Linked DNA regions of Homo sapiens: region 1 is linked to region 2. Evidence: chromatin contacts called from ENCODE Hi-C data. All regions are on one chromosome and are shown on one strand. The core of a region is the stretch at or near the end of the contact, and the rest is flanking DNA. Distances in the headings are between cores, read along the strand shown. Region 1 holds the start of SRSF1 (serine and arginine rich splicing factor 1). Region 2 overlaps MSI2 (musashi RNA binding protein 2).

What was found. Hi-C counts contacts between places; a loop is a spot of excess contacts on that map. Pooled maps may share reads with other maps.
Region 1: a loop to region 2 is called in a pooled map, with 6 times the contacts of the local background. The contact joins the promoter of SRSF1 here to the enhancer-like site in region 2. A Hi-C loop is called at or near these places in 1 of 37 single-sample maps with no recorded cell type and 11 of 50 pooled maps.

Annotation. Positions count from the first base shown.
Region 1 is chr17:58,005,159-58,011,480 of GRCh38, forward strand. It overlaps SRSF1 (serine and arginine rich splicing factor 1), which reads right to left and starts at 2,088. Exons shown (of 4, transcript NM_006924.5): 1 at 1,786-2,088; 2 at 1,185-1,369; 3 at 643-815; 4 at 1-442. The coding sequence starts at 1,979. The coding sequence ends at 248. RefSeq lists enhancers at 1-898, 1,230-1,279, 1,550-1,599, 1,723-2,441, 2,390-2,439.
Region 2 is chr17:57,451,733-57,458,063 of GRCh38, forward strand. All of the region lies in intron 6 of MSI2 (musashi RNA binding protein 2), which reads left to right. Among named protein-coding and RNA genes, the nearest start is that of MSI2-AS1, 150 kb to the right of the region's middle. RefSeq lists an enhancer at 3,703-3,822. Within about 2 kb of position 3,364, at least 11 of the 41 ENCODE cell types and tissues checked have a DNase peak (open chromatin) inside an H3K27ac peak, as active enhancers do.

The DNA of each region.
Region 1 (6,322 bases), core at 838-3,337, 550 kb after region 2:
ATCACAGTCTGAAGAGTATGGAGTTAACTAAATTTAAACAATCCTGTCTATGACATCACTTAAAATACAATTTATCAAAGACACGAAGGGAATGTAGATGTTAGGAGCAAGGGGATATTACAAGAATGCAATTCAACACTTTAGCCCATTCTGAACAAAACAGTTTGAATTAAAAAATGAAAAGATTGTACTGAATAAAGGAAAACTGTATACAACATGGGTTCTACAAAAAGTGTCACCAATCATCTTATGTACGAGAGCGAGATCTGCTATGACGGGGAGAATAGCGTGGTGATCCTCTGCTTCTCCTTGGGGAGTAACTGCGACTCCTGCTGTTGCTTCTGCTACGGCTTCTGCTACGACTACGGCTTCGAGATCGAGATCTTCCATAACTTGGACTTCTGGGCCCATCAACTTTAACCCGGATGTAGGCAGTTTCTCCCTATTGGATAGACAGAACTTTCCATTGAAAGATCTAAGCTTTCATCTATCTTCAGACATGCTGAATGAATACAATGTAACTAAAACCAGAAATCTGGCAATTTACTTGGACAACCTTGCCTGAATCCTTACCTTGAAATTCCACTGTTAAGACCACTGTATCCAATTCTGGTCAAAGAAAAGAATACGTGTATAACCTACCTCATGAGATCTAAACTTAGTGTTATCCAGTTTTCGAACTGCATAGGTCATATCTTCTTTCCGTACAAACTCCACGACACCAGTGCCATCTCGGTAAACATCAGCATAACATACATCACCTGCTTCACGCATGTGATCCTTTAAATCCTGCCAACTTCCACTTGGAGGCAGTCCTGAAAAAGTGATTTTTTTTTTCTTAGTACCAATTATCTTAAATTTCACGTTAAGCTGGTAAGGTACATTAGGACAAAGAGTACTTTAAAGTACTTAATAGGTGTACTTAAGTGATACCAGGTAAAGAGAGCTGGTAAGATTCTGGAATCCAGAGTCCAAAATTATTTGTAACGATCTTCGTATCTAGTACCGCAACCTAATTTGGTAAATCACCACAGCAGCAATCCTCGTTTATTAAATTCACCCAAAAACTAAAGCAATTTAAGACCTAGCATGAAAAATTTGCAATTATTAAACCTGTCACGCAAGAGAAAAATTTTAGGTAGTTTTCGTCCCTTCACATCAATCCACACAACCAGTACACTCACCAGAGACAACCACTCTGTTTTCAGACCGCCTGGATGGGGGGCCATAGCGACCTCGGGGAGCTCCGCCACCTCCACCCCCGCCGCCGCCTCGGCCTGTTCCACGGCCGCTTCGAGGAAACTCCACCCGCAGACGGTACCCATCGTAATCATAGCCGTCGCGACCATACACCGCGTCTTCCGCGTCTCTGCGGGATCGCAGAAAGTAAAAGGGATGAGAAACACCAGGAGGAGAAGCTCGCTCAGTTGGGAACCAGCAAACCCCCCGCACATGCGCACCCAACGTGGAAGAGCCCACATGCGCCGCATAATAGGAATGGCCCCTCCCCCACCCAGAAACACGCCAGGCTCCCAACCACTACACCAGCCCTCAGCGCCTCAGTTTCCCGCTCCAGCCTGCGAATGGGCTCCGGGGACGTCCAAGGCGAGGCGCCAGAGAAGCCACATCAACTCAGCTCCTTACTCGACTCCTGCATGGGCGATACAGTCTCGCCCCAACCTCTCTAAGAGCCCCCGCTTCCCCGTTCTCTATGTTAAGGCCTTGGAGCCTTCCCCAACTACTCGGACCTATTTCCTCAAGGCTGCAAGCCCCATGCCGCCTCACCGCGGGTCCTCGAACTCAACGAAGGCGAAGGGCGGTCCCCCGCGGCGATTCTTGAGGTCGATGTCGCGGATAGCGCCGTATTTGTAGAACACGTCCTCAATGTCCTTGGTTCGGATGTCTGGAGGTAAGTTACCCACGTAGATGCGGCAATCGTTGTTCCCTGCGGGGCCACGAATCACACCACCTCCCGACATGGCGGTGACGAAAAGCGCGGACTCGAGAACAGGCCTTCCCACCAAGCCTAGCGCACGGCAGAGCGAGCCCGCAGCGGCACCACGTCTCCCGCGGCCCCTCCAAAATGGCGCCTTTATCAGCTCGGCGCACGGATATGGGGGGGAGACAGAGGAAGAGAAGCGGAAGGAAACAGCGATTCGATCCCAACACGCACGCGCGGGAGCGCAACGGGTGCTGCGAGGGCTACGTTCAGCGCACGCGCACGCACGCGCGACGTCACCCTCCCCACGAAGGGGGTAAAAAAGTCCCCCGCGTTCCCAGCTTGGGGTGGTTTGCGAACAGAGTGACCAGCCGTTTGGTAAAAGTTAAATAACGAACTTTCGTTAAAGGAGCTAGTCATCCAGGTCGGGTCTTGAAGGATGGTCGATTTCTCCAGGAATGAGGATCTTTGAAAGCAACTCGGCGCCTTCAAAGCACTTGGTGAAACCTAGCCTAAAGCGTTGTCCCACCATGCTCTGCGGCGATAACGGCCTTTGGCGGGAAAGAGTCTCGGAGGCGGGGCCAAAGGGGGACGGCCCGGGCGGTTGCTCCGGAAACCCGGGTATCTTCGTAGGGTGCGTCTAATCCAGAGCTGAGTTGCGGGTGATTGAACGGAGAGCTGGGGCGTTGGTTTGTCTTCCCGCCCCTGCTGCGAATAGACCGTGGCTGCTTAGACAGATGTGTCTAATTTAGCGAAACCGATTTAGATTCCTTAATCCTCTTCATTAAGTACCGTTCCGCCTTCTCGTCAGAACTTTGCATAGCTCGGGTCAGCACTCCTAGTGCTAGTCGCAGTGGGTCCGTATCCCGACCGGCAACGTGGTACCCGCCAACCAGAAGGGGTAACACCGTACCGCCTATGGGACCCACACCTTTTTATCTCTTGTTAGTCGCCTGTCCGTGGGACTAGCGCAGAATGCCTGCAGAATGAATCGTTTCTGTTGTTTCCTTTCAAAGAACGAGAAGGAAGAAAGGGTGCGTGTGTGCAGTCCTTTTTTCAAAAGTTTTCCCTAAAAGTTACTGATACACCAGGTTTTGAAAATACCGGTCCTCTCAGGTAATAAAATGGAGCAAAATGGATGTGAGAACCGTAACCACTAGATACCGCGGTTGCTATTCAGGACTGTGATCCTGTTTGCCTGCGGCATTGGGAGATAACATTTTACATTTTTTTTCGACGTCTGAAATCTGGATTTTTATGTGAAATCCTGGGATTTTTAAACGTCGCTAATGAATTAAAATTCAAATCAGGCTGGGCGCGGTGGCTCACGCCAGCACTTTGGGAGGCCGAGGCGGTTGGATCACTTGAGGTCAGGAATTCGAGACCAGCCTGGCCAACATGGTGAAATCCCGTCTCTACTGAAAAAACAAAAAATTAGCCGGGCTTGGTGGCAGGCGCCTGTAATCCACTCTACGCGGGAGGCTGAGGCAGGAGAATCGCTAGAACCCTGGAGGCGGAGGTTGCAGTGAGCTGAGATGGCGCCATTGCACTGCAGCCTGGGCTACAGAGTGAGACTCCTCCAAAAAAAAAAAAAAGGAGGGGGAAACAACAACAAATTAAAATCAAACCCTGCAGTCATAAATTTGCCATAACAGATCTACACACTGAATTTAAGGGATAATTTTCTTCATGTTATTTATTTACAGTAGTCCCTTTCCGCAAGGATGTGAGGCAACTTACAGAGATACCATAAAACATGAAAACTAGATGAGGCTGGGCGTGGTGGCTCACTCCTGTAATCCCAGCACTTTGGGAGGCCGAGGCGGGCGGATCACCTGAGGTCAGGAGTCGGAGACCAACATGTCGAAACCCGTATCTTCTAAAAATACAAAACATTAGCTGGGTATGGTGGCGCGTGCCTGTAATCCCAGCTACTCGGTAGGGTGAGACAGGACAATCTCTTGAACCCTTAGGAGGTGGAGGCTGCAGTGAGCGGAAATCACGCCACTGCACTCCAGCCTGGGTGACAGAACAAGACTCCATCTCACACACACACAAAAAAAATGCTAGAGTAAGAAATCAGAGGAATGGGAAAATGAGGGGTGGATTAAATGAAATACGCATAAATTACTATACAAAATGCCTGCAGTGAAAGCCCGTTGAATTTGTTGAGATAGATTGCAAATTTTACTTTAGTCTTCCCAGAAGTCACGGTAAAGAAGGGTACAGAAGTATTGTGTATTCAAAATCCAAAGTGCCTTTGGGATAAAAGTAAATAGGTCATTCAGGAGAAGGACATGTTTTCTTAATTCTAAAAGCTGATGAAATATATTTTACAAATGTTTCTCGGTGACCCCAAAATACAAATTCAATTTGAAATGAGCAGGGATGCTTGGTCTTGTGGCCGTAGATCCTCGGTATATCTACAGATGACCTTTGGTAATCCTTGAGCTTTCTGTAATATTTTCGAAAATTATATGCATGTGTGCATGTACAAAATTATATGCATGTGTGTACTTTTTTCTGGGAAGAGGATTTGGAATTTTAATCAACTTCTTAAAGGAGTCCATAGATCCCAAAAGGAAAAAGAACTTCTGAAATTTGTCAAGGGAAGGATAGATTGCCTATTCTTCAGACCATCCTTTAAGTATATATATAGATGTGTGTTTGTGTGTGTGTGTGTATATATATATATATATATATATATATTTTTTTTTTTTTTTTGAGACAGAGTTGCCCTCTGTCACCCAGGCTGGAGTGCAATGGCATGATCTCAGCTCAGTGCAACCTCTGCTTCCCTGGCCTAAGTCATTCTTGTGCCTCAGCCTTCCGAGTAGCTGGAATTACAGACATGTGCCACGATGCCCAGCTAATTTTTGTATTTTTGGTAGCTGGGATTACAGGCATGAGCCACCACGTCCAGCTAATTTTTGTATTTTTAGTAGAGACGGGGTTTCGTCATGTTGGCCATGCTGGTCTCGAACTCCTGGCCTCAAGTGATCCTCCGGCCTTGGCCTCCCAAAGTAGTGGGATTACAGGCATGAGCCCCTGCACCTGGCCGGCTTTTTTTTTTTTTTTTTTTTTTTTTTTTGAGACAGGGTCTTGCTCTTTCACTCAGGCTGGAATGCAGTGGTGCAATCACAGCTCACTGCAGCCTCGACCTCCTGGACCCAAGCGATTCTCCCACCTCAGTGTCCTTCGTAGCTGAGACTACAGGTATGCATCACCACTTCAGACTGATTTTTGTATTTTTTGTAGCGATGGGGTCTCGCCATGTTGCCCAGGCTGCTTTTGAACTCCTGAAGTCAAGCGATCCTTCCATCTCGGCCTCCCAAAGTGGGGGGATTACAGGCATGAGCCATTGTGCCTGGCCAGAGCCTGATATGTTTTTAAATGAGAAGGTGACCAAAAAAGATACTATTTCAACAAATCTACTGTTTCTAGCATTGTTCCATTAAGTGAATGGCAGAAAAGAGGAGAGTTTTTAAAAACTTGCAGCCTGTTGATTCTTTCATTCAACAGTTATTTGCTGAACACATTTTCTTTCTGTTCTTTTATACATCAGTTTAAATTTATGCAGGCAAAGCTTCTGTTAATCATAAGTCAATGATAACTGAAGTGATAACTGAAATCAGTAGTTTATAATTGGATAGTTCATTTTAAGAAGGGATGAGACAATACACATAGGTACTTTTAATTTCAAGGTAATTTCATTCCAGAAAAATATAATTGAATTTGCTTTTTGTTTGTTTGTTTGAGGTGGAGTCTCGCTCTGTCACCCAGGCTGAAGTACAGTGGCAGGATCTCGGCTTACTGCAATATCCTCCACCCAGGTTCAAGTGATTCTCGTGCCTCAGCCTCCTGAGTAGCTGGGACTACAGGCATATGCCACCACGCCTGGCTAATTTTTATATTTTTAGTAGAGATGGGGTTTCATCATGTTGGCTAGGCTGGTCTTGAACTCCTGACCTCAAGTGATCTGCCCACCTTGGCTTCCCAAACTGCTGGGATTACAGGCATGAGCCACCACACCCAACCTGAATTTGCTTTGATTTATTCTTGTCTAATTTAATGCAGTAATTTCTGATTTTGTTCAGTTCAGCACAGTACAAAGTAAAACTTAATTGAGAGTGAATAGGACATTCTTATTTCTGTTGGCATCTTTTTTTGTATTTGAATGTAACCAACTGTTCTGGAGTTGATGATGAGGTCAGTATATGGCAGGAAAAGTCTTGACGGCTGTTTTATCAGGTCTTGCAGGATGGCGTTAGCTTTGTGATGATTACAATTAAGGATGTTACCAGTTATCCAGAGTTAACATATTTCAGTCCACAAGAGTAAAACATCAAAAAAGCAAGTAAACAATTTATTTGGAAATAAGAA
Region 2 (6,331 bases), core at 2,114-4,613:
CTGCGATTCAGGAATAGTAGCGAGACCGGCACAGCTGCCCTGACCAGCCTTCCTCCTCACATCCTTGTGAAGCTGTAGTCTTTAAAACTCTTCACAACTGCTGCCCAGTAGAGGCAGTTTGGTCTTTTCAGAAAGAGGGAAGGGACAGGGTACAATCTGTCACCCTCATCAGCTGGCTAGCCGGTTCCAAAATGAAGCCTTGGGGAAGAGGAGTATCAGGGCGTGAGGAAGTTGTGCAGACAGGAAGCCGTGACCCCTCCAAGCTTTGCTGACCGTTCTCAGGGGGGATGTCCTCTTCTCTTTCTTTAGTGAGGAGTAGCTCTCCCATGTCCTCAAATCCAGCTTTCCCAGTGTGGGCACCTGTGACCACACCCTCATCCCTCAGGCTCCAGTGAGAAGACATGGTAAGGGTTAACCAGTTTGGCCGGCTTCCCTAGACGGGAAATGGAGGTTCACCCAGCTGGTGTCTGGGAGGCAGGTTCTAGTCTTCTTTCCGGTGGCTCTCTGGGCAATGCATCTTGCAGCCCTCTTCTCTTCTCCACCAGGAGAGCAGGGAGCCTCCTCCAGAGGGGGAGCAGGTGACCCGCAGTCAGCCAGAAGTGGCCACAGGAACCCCTGTCCATCCTCACAGAGGGGAAGCAACTTCCCCAGGCCACCTTGCCTGCAAGCATGCCAGTGGCAGAGCCAGGACTAGAAGTCAGGCCTTTTGCCTGCTGGTTGGTGTGCCCCATGCCAGGCCAGAGGCCTGTTAGTGGGTCCTGGACTCGTGAGGGGCAGCCGAACTGTTGCAGCAGTCTTAACAATCCATCTGCTTGCTTCCACTCTGTACATTAGGATCATTAAATGTGGACTGTATTTTCTGGACTTACAAACAAAAGTGGGAGGGAAGACCTTGTACTTGAAAAGATTGCTCTCTAAGATGGTTCGGATTTGAAGAGAGAAGGCCTGAATTCTCTCATTTTTGCAGTTATAATAATAAATACTTTTCTTTAATACCTAGAACATGCCAGGAGCTGAGCAAAGTGTATTTTGTACTTCATCTTACGTGTTCCTCTTACCAGCCCATGAGGGTGGTTCTGTCATCACCCTCGTCTTACAGGTGAGGACTTGGAGAGGTTCAGGTTCTGCCTTCAGTGCCACAGCTGAGAGGTGGGGAACTGGGATTTGGATGCAGGCTCTAACCTCAGACTGGGGAAGGATTCTGCATGGTAGATAGGGAACAGAACTGCCAGGCCAGTGCTGGCTGAGGGCTTGTTTCTGGTTGAGGGACTTTTTTTTTTTTTTTTTTTTTAAGATGGAGTCTTGCTTTGTCACCCAGATGAGTACAGTGGTGCAGTCTTGGCTCACTGCAACCTCCACCTCCTGGGTTCAAGTGATTCTGCCGCAGCCTCCCGAGTAACTGGGATTATGGGTGTGCACCACCACACCTGGCTAATTTTTGTATTTTTAGTGGAGACGGGGTTTCATTAGGTTGGTCAGGCTGATCTCAAACTCCTGACCTCAAGCAATCTGCCCACCTCAGCCTCCCAAAGTGCTAGGACTACAGGCATGAGCCACCAAGCCTGGCCTGAGGGGCTTCTTGCTTTTGCTTGTGGTCACTTCCCTGCAATGCTGCTGTCTTGATTTTCAGGGCATCTTGTGACAGTGACTGAGGCTTGCTCTCCCTTCTCTTGCTGCCCAGGTGATGAGCACTACAGGCCTTATAACCTGATGATTTGGGGTTGAGCCATATCCCTAGAACTTCCTATGTGGTGAGAAGTCAACAGTATCACGGAACACTTGGTTTTGTGTCTCATTTCAGCCTAGTAGAGGGACAAAGCAAGAAGTTTAATGCCAACATCAGAAGAGCCACTTGAGCAGACACAAGCATTTGCCTGTGTACAGCATATACCTTGTGCCGGGCACGCTTTTCTATTACTTCATTTAACCTATCTATGCCTAGTGTTCCATTATCGGAACGCCAAGCTTGTGGGGAGTTATTTATATCCTACTGCTCAAGGTCATCACCAAGGTCTGATTTTTCACAAAAATTTGCAACCTCCGGCATAAATGGGTTAATTCTCAACACCATCCTCAGGATAGGTACTGTCATCATTCCCACTCTACAGGTGAGGGATTGGGCTATAGTAACTTGTTTGAGATCAAAAAGCCAGGAATTGGCAGAGCCAGGATCCAAACTGCCTGACCCCAGAGCTCATACCTTTATCTTTCTCATCAAAAACCACTGGTTGGATGAGTACCTCTCTGGGAAGAAAGGGCTGCATGACCCTGTGTGCTATTACCCACCTGTTGGCCGCCAAGGCTGATACCTGGCAGGAAGCCCTCATTCACAGGGCAGAAGGCTCAGTGAAATAAACAGGCACCCAAGGGCTAAGTGGAGAGGACTGGCTCGCTCCAGGAGCTCTGTGCAGATCTTGAGCACATTGGCTCAGTATGTTATTGAAATGATGGAGCTCGGGGCGGAGTGATGATTAATAGTGCCTTTGGCAGCCCCCAAAACCACCAGGAACTGTGGATAGTGAGAGGCCCACCATCCGGTGTCACCACAATGGTGCTGGTGTCCAATGAACGTGTGCTTCCATATACTGTTCTGAAGGGCAGTAGTGAGTGGTTCCAGCCCGCCTCATCTTCCCTGTAGCTGCTGAAGGTATGTCTGTCCTCCTTCCTTCCTTCTTTCCTCTCTCTCTCTTTTTCTTTTTCTCTTTCTTTTTTTTTTTTTTTTTGAGATGGATTCTCGCTCTGTCTCCAAGCTGGAGTGCAGTGGCACGATCTTGGCTCACTGCAACCTCCAACTCCCTGGTCCAGGCGATTCTCCTGCCTCAGCCTCCTAAGTAGCTGGGATTACAGGCACCCGCCACCACGCCTGGCAAATTTTTTGTATTTTTAGTAGAGATGGGTTTCACTATGTTGGCCAGCATGGTCTCGATCTCCTGACCTGGTGATCTACCCACCTCGGCCTCCCAAAGTGCTGGGATTGCAGGCGTGTGCCATGGCATGTGTTTTCAAGATCTCCTTTGACCCAGGTCTGTGGCTTTGGTCCTTTGCCATGGACTAGAGTTCTTCATAGGCAAGTAGTCCATGTGGCGCTTGAGCTCTTCACTAGATTAAAGCCAGTAGAGGTAACAGCGCAGCCCCTCTGGCTAGGGAAGAGGGGTGCCGCTAGCATCATTCCATCTGGGGCTTCACCTCATCTTTGCATACCAGCCCTGCCTGCTGCTGCTCCTGTCGCAGGCGTGGAAGACCTGGCTGGAACCCTATTCCTGCCATGACCTTGAGGCTGTTCAGTAACCTCTGAGAGCCTGATTTTCCCACCCACCTTATGAAGTTCTTACAGAGCGCCTAGCTCTCATTCAGGTGCGTGGGAGATGCTCAGTGACTTCGAGTTCCCTCCTCATGCCTCTTCATGTGGCTCTGGGGCTTGTATTAGAGCTTCCCTTTCTTTTAGAGTACAGCCAGCTGTCTATTGCAGCTTGTATATGAAACGGTCTCTCTCTGTGGTAACTTTGCACAAAAGATGGTTTTGTGGTCAGCCTCTGAATAATGCAGTGAAGCCCCTGCCCCCCAACTCACACACAGGGAGCTGTGGTCACAGTCGGACCACTTGGCAGCCATCATAAGACTTGAAATGGGGGGTTTGAAGCCATTGCTTGTGAATTAGCATGTTTTTCTCTCTTTTGCCTTTGTGAAAACCAACTTCCTGTGCAGCCGCTTGTGTTTTAAAACCCTGAAAAAGGGGGGCCAGCTCTCAGCCCTTGTCCACCGCTGGTTCCTAGGACCGTTATGAATTAAAGATTACAGCCGTTAAAAAGAGATCGTCTTTAAACAAGCGCAGTTCTCTCTCCTCATGCCCCCTGAGTGGAGAAGTTTTTGTGTATAGCGAGTCCAAAACAAACAGAGATGTTCTTGAGAGATGTGGGGAGCAGGGGCCGAGACAGCAGGAGAGCGAGGGCAGCAGAGGGACAGTGGGGGAGAGCCGGGGAACTGTAGTTTTGAATTGTTGGCCTCCTGTCTGCATGCTCAGAGAAGCAGGGCCGCGTGGAGTGCCCAGCGGAACCTGCTCATGCTGATTTGCTGCGTCACCTTGGGAAAACGTTGGCTTTGCTCCTCCGCAGCACGCACACAGGCACAGGCACACACACGTTCCCATCCCAGCTGGTGCCCGCGTGTGGGTGTTAGGCACAGACTCTTTGGACAAAGCTCTGGAGATGAATTGGGAAAGAAGTGTGGTAGAAACATCACCAGGAAGCTTTGTGTTACGGGCCTTGTCACTGCATGTGAAGATAGACCAGACGCCCCGCAGAGACAGCCCTCTTGAAACTCTCACCTAAAGGAGATGCTACCAAGGTGAGGGACCTCCGGGCAGCAGAACAAGAACATCGAACAACCACTACGGTTTAACAGGAGCAAGAAACGATCTTTCCGAACTTTCCTCTGTGGATGCAAAGATGTTGAAGAGCAGTTCCTGCCTTTGGCAGGGAACTCGGGGTGCACACGGGGAGACAGACAAGAAGGGATGAGTCCAGGGCACTTGTATGTCTGTACCTTCTCTTAGCCTCATAACATCTCTATGAGGGAGCGAAGAACATCACAGCTTTGGCCGGGCGCAGTGGCTCACGCCTATAATCCCAGCACTTTGGGAGGCCAAGGCGGGTGGATCACGAGATCAGGAGTTCAAGACCAGCCTGGCCAAGATGGTGAAACCCTGTCTCTACTATTAGTGGGGCGTGGTGGCAGGCACCTGTAATCCCAGCTACTCAGGAGGCGGAGGCAGAGAATTGCTTGAACCTGGGAGGCAGAAGTTGCAGTGAGCTGAGATCGCACCACTGCACTCCAGCCTGGGCGACAGAGCGATCGAGACTCCATCTCCAAAAAAAAAAAAGGAACACCACAACTGACTTGCCCTGTGTTGGAGATGGCTGTGCAGATTTAGTCTTGCTCAAGGGCTTTACCAAGGGTTGTGCTCAGGGCACAACTGGGGCTAAATTCCAAGGCCTGCTGCCTTTGGGTCCGTAAATCTTCATTGCAGATGTTGATGTAGTTTCCAGGACTGCATCATCTTGGAGTTTATTTTAGGCAGATGATTGCCTTCTAGGTCATTCTCAACCATTTAAGTATCCTTGGCAGGAGAACTTATCTGAATGGGCCAAGGCTCTTTGAGTTGGGAGCAAGGCGTATTTTCCCACCCAATCTCCATGCACCCGGGTCCTGTGGTTTCATTGGCACTTCATTTGGAAAGTTGTTGGCTTTTGGGAGGAGAAAGGAAGGAGAAGTTTGGCAGCATCCTGTTCCAAGGCCTAGAGTTTTAATGTGTGGTCAGACTGTTTATTGATTAATTGGTTTTCAAGAGGGAAACATGTTCTTTCAGGACATAGGGTCTCTAGGACAAAAATAACTTTAAAAGAAGAGGTGGAGATGTTAGAGAACACTCTAATAACTCCTATCACTTCACAGCTGGGAAACCTGAACCCCCAAAGGGGTAAGAGATTTTAGAAAGTTTCACCAAATTCCCCATTTCTCTGGACAGAATTGGACTCTAGATGGAGGACTAGACATTTTCCCCTAGAGCCGTGTTTCCCCAGGGCATTGAGAGGTGTTAGGAGATGCAAGGGCTCCATGGCCGTACATGTGGCAACTCCTAAATTAAACATTCCCTAAATGCAGGACTTCTCAGAGCATTTACTCTGCTAACAAGTGGTCTGCTTTTCTAAGAGCTGGTTAAGGTAGGTAATGATTCCTTATTTGGCCAATGAACTTATTTTAAGGAGACTAAATTATCTTTAGTCTTTAAATTATTTTAAAATTATTTTTCTCCTAGAAGACCCTATGTCTTGAAAAATATGTTTCCCTCTTAGAAACCAATTAATAAATATTGGGAAGTCAGGCCAGGCACGATAATTCATGACTATAATCCCAGCAGCTGGGGAGGCTGAGGCAGGAGGATCACTTGAGTCCAGGAGTTTGAGACCAGCCTGGGCAACATAGCAAAACTCTATCTCTACAAATAAAATAAAATCAAATAAAATAAAATTAACTAGGCATGGTACTGTATGCCGGTAGTCTTAGCTACTCAGGTGGCTGAAGTGGGAGGATCACTTGAGTCCAGGAGTTCAAGAATGCAGTGAGTTATGATTGGGCTCCTGCACTCCAGCCTAGGAGACAACGTGAGACCTCGTCTTTAAAAGAAGAAATAAAATAAAATAAAATAAAACTAAGAAGTCAGATGAATTCTGACTCAATAAATTGAAGTCAGATAGATATATTTTTATCAACTGGGCATATACATATATAAAAATAGATATCAGATACCATATTGCATATATATAAGTACATA